2 separate regions of the Homo sapiens genome follow, and region 2 is linked to region 1. The links are chromatin loops, found by intact Hi-C in ENCODE. Cell type or tissue: gastrocnemius medialis. All regions are shown on one strand. Each heading gives the region's core, and the rest is flanking DNA. Links, peaks and the distances in the headings are about the cores only.

Evidence for each region. A loop is a pair of places that touch in the nucleus more often than their neighbours do. Peaks named below come from ENCODE experiments on the same cell type or tissue, not always from the same donor. Only the 100,000 strongest peaks of a DNase experiment are listed, where the experiment ranks them.
Region 2: a loop joins it to region 1, with 8 times the contacts of the local background. A loop is called at or near these places in 2 of 110 quality-filtered maps.

What each region holds. Positions count from the first base shown.
Region 1 is chr7:156,990,564-156,994,950 of GRCh38, reverse strand. No RefSeq gene overlaps it. Among named protein-coding and RNA genes, the nearest start is that of MNX1-AS2, 14 kb to the left of the region's middle. In gastrocnemius medialis, for the core only: no CTCF peak of the experiment used is centred there; no DNase peak of the experiment used is centred there; H3K27me3 peaks cover 1,608 bases.
Region 2 is chr7:157,041,914-157,046,300 of GRCh38, reverse strand. No RefSeq gene overlaps it. Among named protein-coding and RNA genes, the nearest start is that of MNX1-AS1, 33 kb to the right of the region's middle. RefSeq lists an enhancer at 394-894. In gastrocnemius medialis, for the core only: no CTCF peak of the experiment used is centred there; a DNase peak (open chromatin) is centred at 2,310; H3K27me3 peaks cover 472 bases.

The DNA.
Region 1 (4,387 bases), core at 191-4,190:
GATGACGACTCACTGCAGCCTCAACCTCCCAGGCTCAAGCAATCCTCCTGCCTCAGCCTCCCGATTAGCTGGGACTACAGATGCATGCCACCATGCCCGGCTAATTTTTTTGCATTTTTTGTAGAGATGGGGTTTTGCTATGTTGCCCAGGCTGGTCTCAAACGCCTAAGCTCAAGCGATCCGCCCGCCTTGGCCTCCCAAAGTGCTGGGACTGCAGGCGTGAGCCACTGTGCCTGGCCAGTTTTTGGTTCTTTTTTTAACTCCCCACAGTATCCAGTGTAGAGATGGCACTGTGCCAGCCCTCCTTCCAAAGAGGCCCCCTGGCCAGAGATTTCACTTTGAAAATAAAGCCAATGCATCAATGCATCAAAACACAAGCAAGTCCTTTGATACATTTAAAGCCAGAAACACAGCCAGGCACGGTGGATCACACCGGTAATCCCAGAACTTTGGAAGGCCAAGGCGGGTGGATCACCTAAAGTCAGGAGTTCAAGACCAGCTTGGCTAACATGGTGAAACCCCATCTCTACTGAAAATACAGAAAATTAGCCAGGCATGGTGGTGCATGCCTGTAGTCCCAGCTACTTGGGAGGCTGAGGCAGGAGAATCGCTTGAACCTGGGAGGCGGAGGTTGCAGTGAGCCAAGATTGCGCCATTGCACTCCAGCCTGGGCAACAAGAGCGAAACTCGGTCTCAACAAACAAATAAATAAAAACCAGAAACACGGGCCAATTTCATCTCGCAGAAATCTTTCCCTTTGTTTTCACAGGTAAAGAAGGCACAGACACCCTCACCTCCTGCACTCTAGGCAGCTTCCAGAATTGACTAAAAATATCCCGAGAGCTTTCCAGGAAGCCGCAGGGAGCCCTCGACCTGTTTGAATCTCTGGCTGCCGGTGGATTGGCGGGTCACTCCCATGTCCCAGCTCCCGCCTGCAGGTGCCTCCAGAGATGCTGCCCTTCCGTGGCACCCCCAGGGCCCCACACCTCAAGATTTCCACGGCCTTCTCCCTTCTATCTTTGTACAACAAAGTAATTTGCTTTTAATGACCGCCGGTGTTTTCCTTCCCAGTTCTATTTGAGCAGATAATGTATCTGAGGCCTCCGCAACAGGGTTAAACCACTGTGACCCTCATAATCAGAGCACAGAAACAAATTCTATTTACTCATAAATGTGGCTGTGTCTCCAGTGTGCAGCTGCCTCCTAATCACAGATGCTGTGATAATATTTTGCTTTTATCAGACCTCTCACTCACGGGTGACAAAGTGCTTTATTATCCCATTAGGCACGGAGCGCCTCAGCTTGGCAAGGTGTTCCCACTGCGACTTCAATGGCACTTTGGGCTCCAGGCCCTGGGAAGCTCTCCGGGGTGGCAGGCTTGAGGGCACAGAGCTCCTGCCATCCGTGTGCAGAGTCGCTTCCCTCAAAGCCCCCAAGGCCGTAGGAACCAGAGGACATCGATTTGAGGGAAGCAGGGAAGGAAGGGAGCAGCTCCCAGGCGCTCCCCCGTGTCCTGGCCCGACTCCCGGACCTCCTTGAGTCCTGACCACGTGCACAGCCTGCAGCCGCCAGGGCCCAGCTCCCGCCATACCCGGACCCCCTGCTTTGGCCGTGGAATCTGCTTGGGCAGACAGAGCTCATCCGCCGCTGCCTCTCTCCTGACTCCTCAGCCCCAGTGGCTGTTTCTGCTGCTCCAGGTGCTTCCCAAGCACTCAGCTAGGAAGCTAGCGGGTCCTGGAGGCTGCAGCACCCGCCTGTCTCCGCGTGAAGATGGGGGTCCCTGCAGGTCTGGGGGCAGAACAGCTGCTCCAGCTGCCCCTAGGGAGCTGCGGCAACTCAGATTCGTCCAGGCCCTGACTCGGGGCCTGCAGAGGGGAACCCTGGAGTGAAAGACGGCAAAGTGAAAATCCCGCTCTCTCCTGGTGCCTTGCCCGTGATGCCTCAGAGTTCTGAGGAAGACCAGACCCATCCAGAACCTTCTGGGGGAACAGCCCTCTGCCCGTCCGTGTGAGCTATATTTATTTATTTGTTTATTTATTTATTTATTTAGACAGAGTCTCACTCTGTTGCCCAGGCTGGAGTGCAGTGGGGCATGATCTCGGCTCACTGCAGCATCCGCCTCCCAGATTCAAGCGATTCTCCTGCCTCAGCCTCCCGAGTAGCTGGGATTACAGGCACCTGCCACCACGCCCAGCTAATTTTTGTATTTTTAGTAGAGACGGGATTTCACCATGTTGGCCAGGCTGGTCTCGAACTCCTGACCTCAAGTTATCCGCCTGCCTTGGCCTCCCAAAGTGTTGGGATTATAGGCGTGAGCCACCGCACCCAGCCCTCATGTGAACTATTTTAACAGTGTCAACTGTTAAAATAAAAGGAAAAAAGGAACACTCATTCCTTCACACACACAGGGGTGGAGGCACAGTTCCGGAAGTGCATCTTGTGTGATATACCCGCTGTCTCTGAGCTCTGTGTTGAGTGCTCTGTGGGTGCGGCAGGACACCTGGGCCAGTGCAGCACGTCCCCGCAAGCTCCCCAGCCTACACTCCGCTGCCTAGGTGTGAGGCTCGAACACCTCCAAAACTTGATTTATCAGTGTTATTTCCACCATTGCTAAAGTAGGAAACCAGACTCCGTCGGCCCTGTTAAGTCTGATTCAGAAAACAGAGGGCCTTTAAAACCCTTTGTCCCTTGAAGTCAGAAAGGGCGAGAATACTGGCGATCTGAGGGTTGCTCCAGCTGGCTTGGGACCGGACTGACTTGCATTTCCTTCACTAATCAGAATTTTGAAGGCAAGGATAAAATAAATCTCAGATAATCACCTTGCATTTCTGATGAGTTAAATGAGTGTGTTTTACGCCCCGGTTGTATGAGCTTGCTTTTCCACACGCGGTGAGTGCCGGACAAAGACTTCCCGGGAGGTCTAGGTTTGTTGTGCTTTGTTTTTGCATCCTGTCTGATAATTAGGCCTTTGCACACATCTGTTTGGGATTGAGTCTTCCTAGGAAATCAGGGATTTGGCCAAGGCTGGGCAAAATTAAGCAATAATAATAGTAGTAATAGTAATAGAAACAGTAACAGCCTCTGTTTGATGGAGGGTGGCTGTCAGGTGCCTGCCGTGCGGTGCTGGGCTCCGAGATGTTAGGCTGGTCCTCAGAGCCTTGGGTCTTGTCTTGTACTTTGCAAGCTTTGCTTGACTTTCCATTTCAATTTTTTTTTTTTTTTTTTTTAGAATAAAGACACAGGGTCTCACTCTGTTGCCCAGACAGGAATGCAGTCATGTGATCATAGCTCCCTTGCAGCCTCGAACTCCTGGGCTCCAGGGATCCTCCATCTCAGCCTCCTGAGCCTCTGGGACCACAGTTGCATGCCACCATGTCTGGCTAATATTTTTAATTTTTGTGTAGATGCGGGGCGGGTCTCACTTTGCTGCCCAGGCTGATCTCAATCTCCTAGTTTTAAGCACTCCTCCCACCCCAGCCTCCCAAAGTGCTGGGATTCCAGGCATGAGCCACCGTGCCCGGCCAATAAAAAAGAAGCTTGCTTTACTTTCAATGAGGATAGTTCTCCTGGAGACAGCACAGATGTCCTGGATCATCCATCAGCTTTTAAGAATTACAAAATATGTAATCCCAGCACTTTGGGAGGCCGAGACAGGTGGATCACGAGGTCAAGAGATCGAGACCATCCTGGCCAACATGGTGAAACCCCCATCTCTACTAAAAATACAAAAATTAGCTGGGTGTGGTGGTGCGTGCCCGTTAGTCCCAGCTACTCAGGAGGCTGAGGCAGGAGGAGAATCACTTGAACCCAGGAGGCAGAGGTTGCAGTGAGCTGAGATCGCTCCACTGAACTCCAGCCTGGCGACAGAGCAAGACTCTGTCTCAAAAAAAAAAAAAAGAATGACAAAATCGATATTAATGTGGATGTTTGCAACAATATTCACGGCAGAATGGGGAATGAAAAGAAGAATGGATTCAGAGACCCTCCTATGTGCACTTCCATGGGAAGAGACCCAGTCTGCTCAATAAACAGGCACCCGCTCTGTCTCGATGAGAACCAACCCAATGATAGACACAGTCCTACGTCCTTTCAGGGACACAAAACCCGTCATACGTCATAAAATCCCAGGATCGGAGAGCTAGAAGTGCACTTATTCTTATCAATGTGAGGTTGCTGGCAAACCGAGCGGGACTCCTGCCCTCTAACCAAGTTGAAAATATGGGAGAAAAGGAAAAGCTGATGACAGAGACAGGCGCTGTGACTTGGTCGCGGCACCAGCCGGACCCTGTTGGTGTGACCCTGAGGCCCTGAGGCGTCACCAGTGCAGTGTCTCCTATCTCAGCACTTGTCCACAGATTTCACTAGAGCCCGCGACAGCTAGCCGGCC
Region 2 (4,387 bases), core at 144-4,143, 51 kb before region 1:
CCCTTTGGAGACTCATTCATCAATCAATCAATCAATCAATCAATAAACATTCATTGAGCATCGGAACTGAAATACCATTGGTTGCTTTGGCTTCCCGCCACACCCTTCCCCGGCCCCAGCCCCTGCCTTTCTCCTTGCCATTTTTTCTATTCTAAATTCCTTCCACAGCTGATCACACCAAGGATGAAAGCATAACCCACGGAGCATCAGCCCAAGTTACTCCTTCTCTGTCTTGGTACCTTGAACTAAGAGCTCAGGAGTCAACAGATGACGGTTCATGCTGGAATGAAAGGCCAAGCAGAGCCGAACCAGAGTCTGTGCTGAGGCAAGCTGAAGGCCTGTGTGCATGTGTGCACACGTGTGTGCATGCGTGGGGCATGGGCATGCACAGGTGTATATGCACAGACCATGTGCCCCCATGAAACAGGGAGAAGCCGTGTCTTTGACAGCCCAAGGTGTCTAAGACACATGTGGCCTGGTTTGGCTTCTGCCTTGAGTGTCTGTGGGGTGAACTGGGTATCCTCCAGCATGCCCCATGCCACCCAGGCAAGGCCGAGTGGGTTTCTATTCCTTGTAACCACACAACCCCTGATGAAGACAGATGCCAACCCTGTGCCGGGCACAGCAGCAGCACTAGGCACTGGAGTCATGGGTGGGGATGACACCCGGAAGGTGGGTCCCGTAGCCCCTCCATGAGTGAGAGGCAGTTGTGCTCCCTGACAGGCTGCCGGATCACAGAACAGATACAAGGAGTGGAAGGGCCAGAGAGTTCCTCCGGCTCAGGCCCTTCGTGAACAGATGGGGACACGGGGAGCCACGGCGGTGAATGACAGGCCTGGAGTCACGCTGCGGGCGTGCCTGCGGAAAGCTGAGCCTGGAGGCAGTTCTCCAGTTCCTCAGGTCCTTTCTGCCTTGCCAGGCTTCTGCCAGGGTGGGAGTCTGCCCCTAGCCTGCTGGTGAGGGGCAGACACCGTGGCATAGAGGCTGTGCCCCCTGCTTGACGTGCCTCCACCCTCCACCCAAGGGCCACCTCAAGGTCTGCCCAGCAGATAGGGAGACTCGGATCCTTCGTTGCCACTTCCCGTGTGCACAGACACCTCTGGGACTCCAGGGCAGCATTGCCGCGTGTCTGAACACCCGCCGACAGGTATTAATCAACTGAGTGTGGTGATAAACTGCTCCGTCTGACAGGCATCGGCTCCAACACCGCTGGTTTACAGCTCACCGCCAAGGCCACGGTTGAAGGGGGTTTCTAAGACCGGGAGAAAAGCAGTGGGGTGTGAGCACGTCACAGAGAAAGCATGGATTTCCATCGGCATCAGCCGTTCCAGTCCTTGGCCAACTCACCTGAGCATGGGGTGTCAGGCAGGAAATGGGGCTGGGGGAATTTGGCTCAGCTCGTACTTCTGAATTCGACCCTGTGTCTGAGAGGCAAGAAGGCCTTGGAGACGCTGCTTCTGCATTGAGAAGCTTCCACTTTCCAAAGAGATCATGTGTGTTATGGGTGGGATTATGTCCCCTAAAACTCACACATCAGAGCCTAAGCCCCAATACCCGTAAGGGTAGCCTCATGTGGATATACGGTGTTTGCAGATGTAATCAAGGTAGGATGAGGTCTCTAGGATGGGCCCTAATCCCGAGTGCCTGTGTCCTTATGAAAGGGGGAGATTAGACAGAGACAGACCGCACACGGGGAGAGGCCAGGTGAGCACGCAGGAAGAGGTGGGGTGATGCTTCCAGAAGCCAGGGCCACCAGAGACTGCCAGCAACCTCCAGAAGCTGGAGGGCGGCCTGGGACAGACTCCCCCTCAGCCTCAGAAAGAACCAGCCCTGCCGGCGCCTCGGCCTGGTCTCCCAGTCTCTGAGCTGGGAGCTGACACATTTGACACATTTCCGTTGTTCAAGCCCCGGGATTGTGCTACTTTGTTACGGTGGTCCTGGGAAAGTAATAATACACCGTGTGCAGCAAGTCACTACGCAGCAGGGCTCCAGGACCCCATGAGTCATACTGTCAACGCAGGGTCCATAAATAGAAGTCATGTGGAGAATTTTCATCTGAACCATTCATTTAATTAAAAGGAAAAAAAGACAAGCTCGTCGGACAACTGGTTTAGCGGATCTTCTTCCCCTCTTCCATCAGCAGTTTGCCTCCCTTTTCTTTCGGTTCCGTGGTTCTGGTGACCAAGGGAGGCTGTGGGTGGAGGCCTGCCACCATCTCGCCGGGTCTGAGCTCGGCAGCCACTTCGAGCAAACGTCTGCATCTGTGACCTAATTCAGAACCCCAGTGGGGCCAGAGATGCGTGCACAGGGCTCCATTAGGAAAGAAAGCTGCTTGCGCCACAGCTGACTAATGCTTCTTTTGGGGCCAGGAAACTGTCTCCAGCGAGGAAATATATTATTCTATAATTTCCCTAAAATATTAAAAGTGGAATTCTGCTTGGAGAGGACCAGCTTGCACTGATTCACACCAACCTGGGGACGACAAGCCTGGAGGGCTTTGGAAGTTACACCAAGCCTTTCACATCCGAAGTGCTGTTTTGGGAAAATGTGGACTTCTGTTGAGCCCAGACAGAGGTGCCTGCTGAGAATATTCAGCCTCAAAGAGCAACGACTTTAACTCTGCAAGGAGTCAGACACCGTGGGGAAGGCAGCTGTGCGGTCGGGAGAAAGAACGATGGTCACTTCAAACCCAGCTGACTGGGAGGCTGAGGCAGGAGGATCACAAGGTCAGGAGTTCAAGACCAGCCTGGCCAACATAGGGAAACCCCGTCTGTACTAAAAATACAAAAAATTAGCCAGGCATGGTGGCAGGTGCCTGTAATCCCAGCTACTCAGGAGGCTGAGGCAGGAGAATCGCCTGAACCCAGGAGGCGGAGGTTGCAGTGAGCCGAGATCACACCACTGCACTTCAGCCTGGGTGACAGAGTGAGATTCCATCTCAAAAACCAACCACCAGCTGAAATGGGAAGAACAGTGTGGGTCTCAGCCTGAGAATTCAAGGGAACGTTTAATTTATCTCCAGCAAGTTTGTTAATCTGGATTTTAGAGACCCTCCAAGAGGTCAGTGGATAAAATTTAGAAGTCCGTGAACCTGAGTGAGAAATAATTATATCTTTATTTTCACTAATTTCCAACTAAAATCTCACATGCCCTTCAATAATGAACGTGAACTACAAAGCACAGTTGTATTAGTTCATCCTGTGGCTCTGTCACCAGCAGAAAGCACAGATATTTTTACTATCACACTAGTGCAGACATCTCCATATGCCTCACATTTTCACAGAGATCTTAGATTGTTTACACACGTCATTCCTTCAAAATAGCCAGGGTTAGACCCTCCGAGAGATCTGGTCATTTCGTGCGTTAACAGAGAGGTGTACACGGTGCTCTTTCACACATTTGTTTAAATGTTTTGATAAGTATATTCCAGTATAGTGTTCTCCTTCTTAAGCCTACGTATTTTGCATTATTCACTGAAACACTTTCTTCTGAGAAGCTACCCCTGGGTTCCACCAAATAGCTCAGCAATGGAAGGCACCTTGGGAGCCCCTGACCTAGGGCTGGGACTGGAGTCAGATTCCAACAAGGAGAGTAGAAGGCACTGTGAGTGCAGTCATATACCATGTAACTGCGGTCACCTCGAGACCACATAGACAACAGCGGTCCTGTAAGAATCTTTTTTTTTTTTTTTTTTCTTTGAGATGGAGGCTCACTCTGTGGCCCAGGTTGGAGTGCAGTGGCACAATCTCGGCTCACTGCAACCTCCAACTCCCAGGCTCAAGCGATTCTCCTGCCTCGGCCTCCCGAGTAGCTGGGATTACAGGCACCCGCCACCACGCCCAGCTATTTTTGTATTTTTAGTAGAGACAGGGTTTTACCATGTTGGCCAGGCTGGTCTTGAACTCCTGACCTCAAGTGATCCATCTGCCTCAGCCTCCCAAAGTGCTGGGATTACAGGCGTGAGCCACCGCGCCTGGCCATCATCCCGTAAGTTTCTAATGCCATATTTTCACTGTGCCTTTTCTATGCTCGACGTGTTTGGATATGCAAATCCTTACCATTGTGTGACAACTGCCTACATTACTCATTCTCAGACTCTGGAACAGCTGGAGCCACAGGGGGTGCACGACCCAGCAGCCAGGGACGCCCACTGAGTCACCAAGACTCAAAACGCCTGGTGTCACCCTTCTTTCTGTTTCCCGTCTTTCACCTGTACCTTCGTTATCAGGATCCAGCCAGAAGCCAGCGGTCTGCGGAGCTGCAGGGTCAGCCAGCTGGGGCCCCAGCAGAGCAGGGGAAGGTGAGGCCAGGGCCCCAGGCAATGACCAGGGTGTGGGATCCTGCAGTGCTCGCCTGCCCAAGCACAGCCATTGGTGTCCTGGGTATC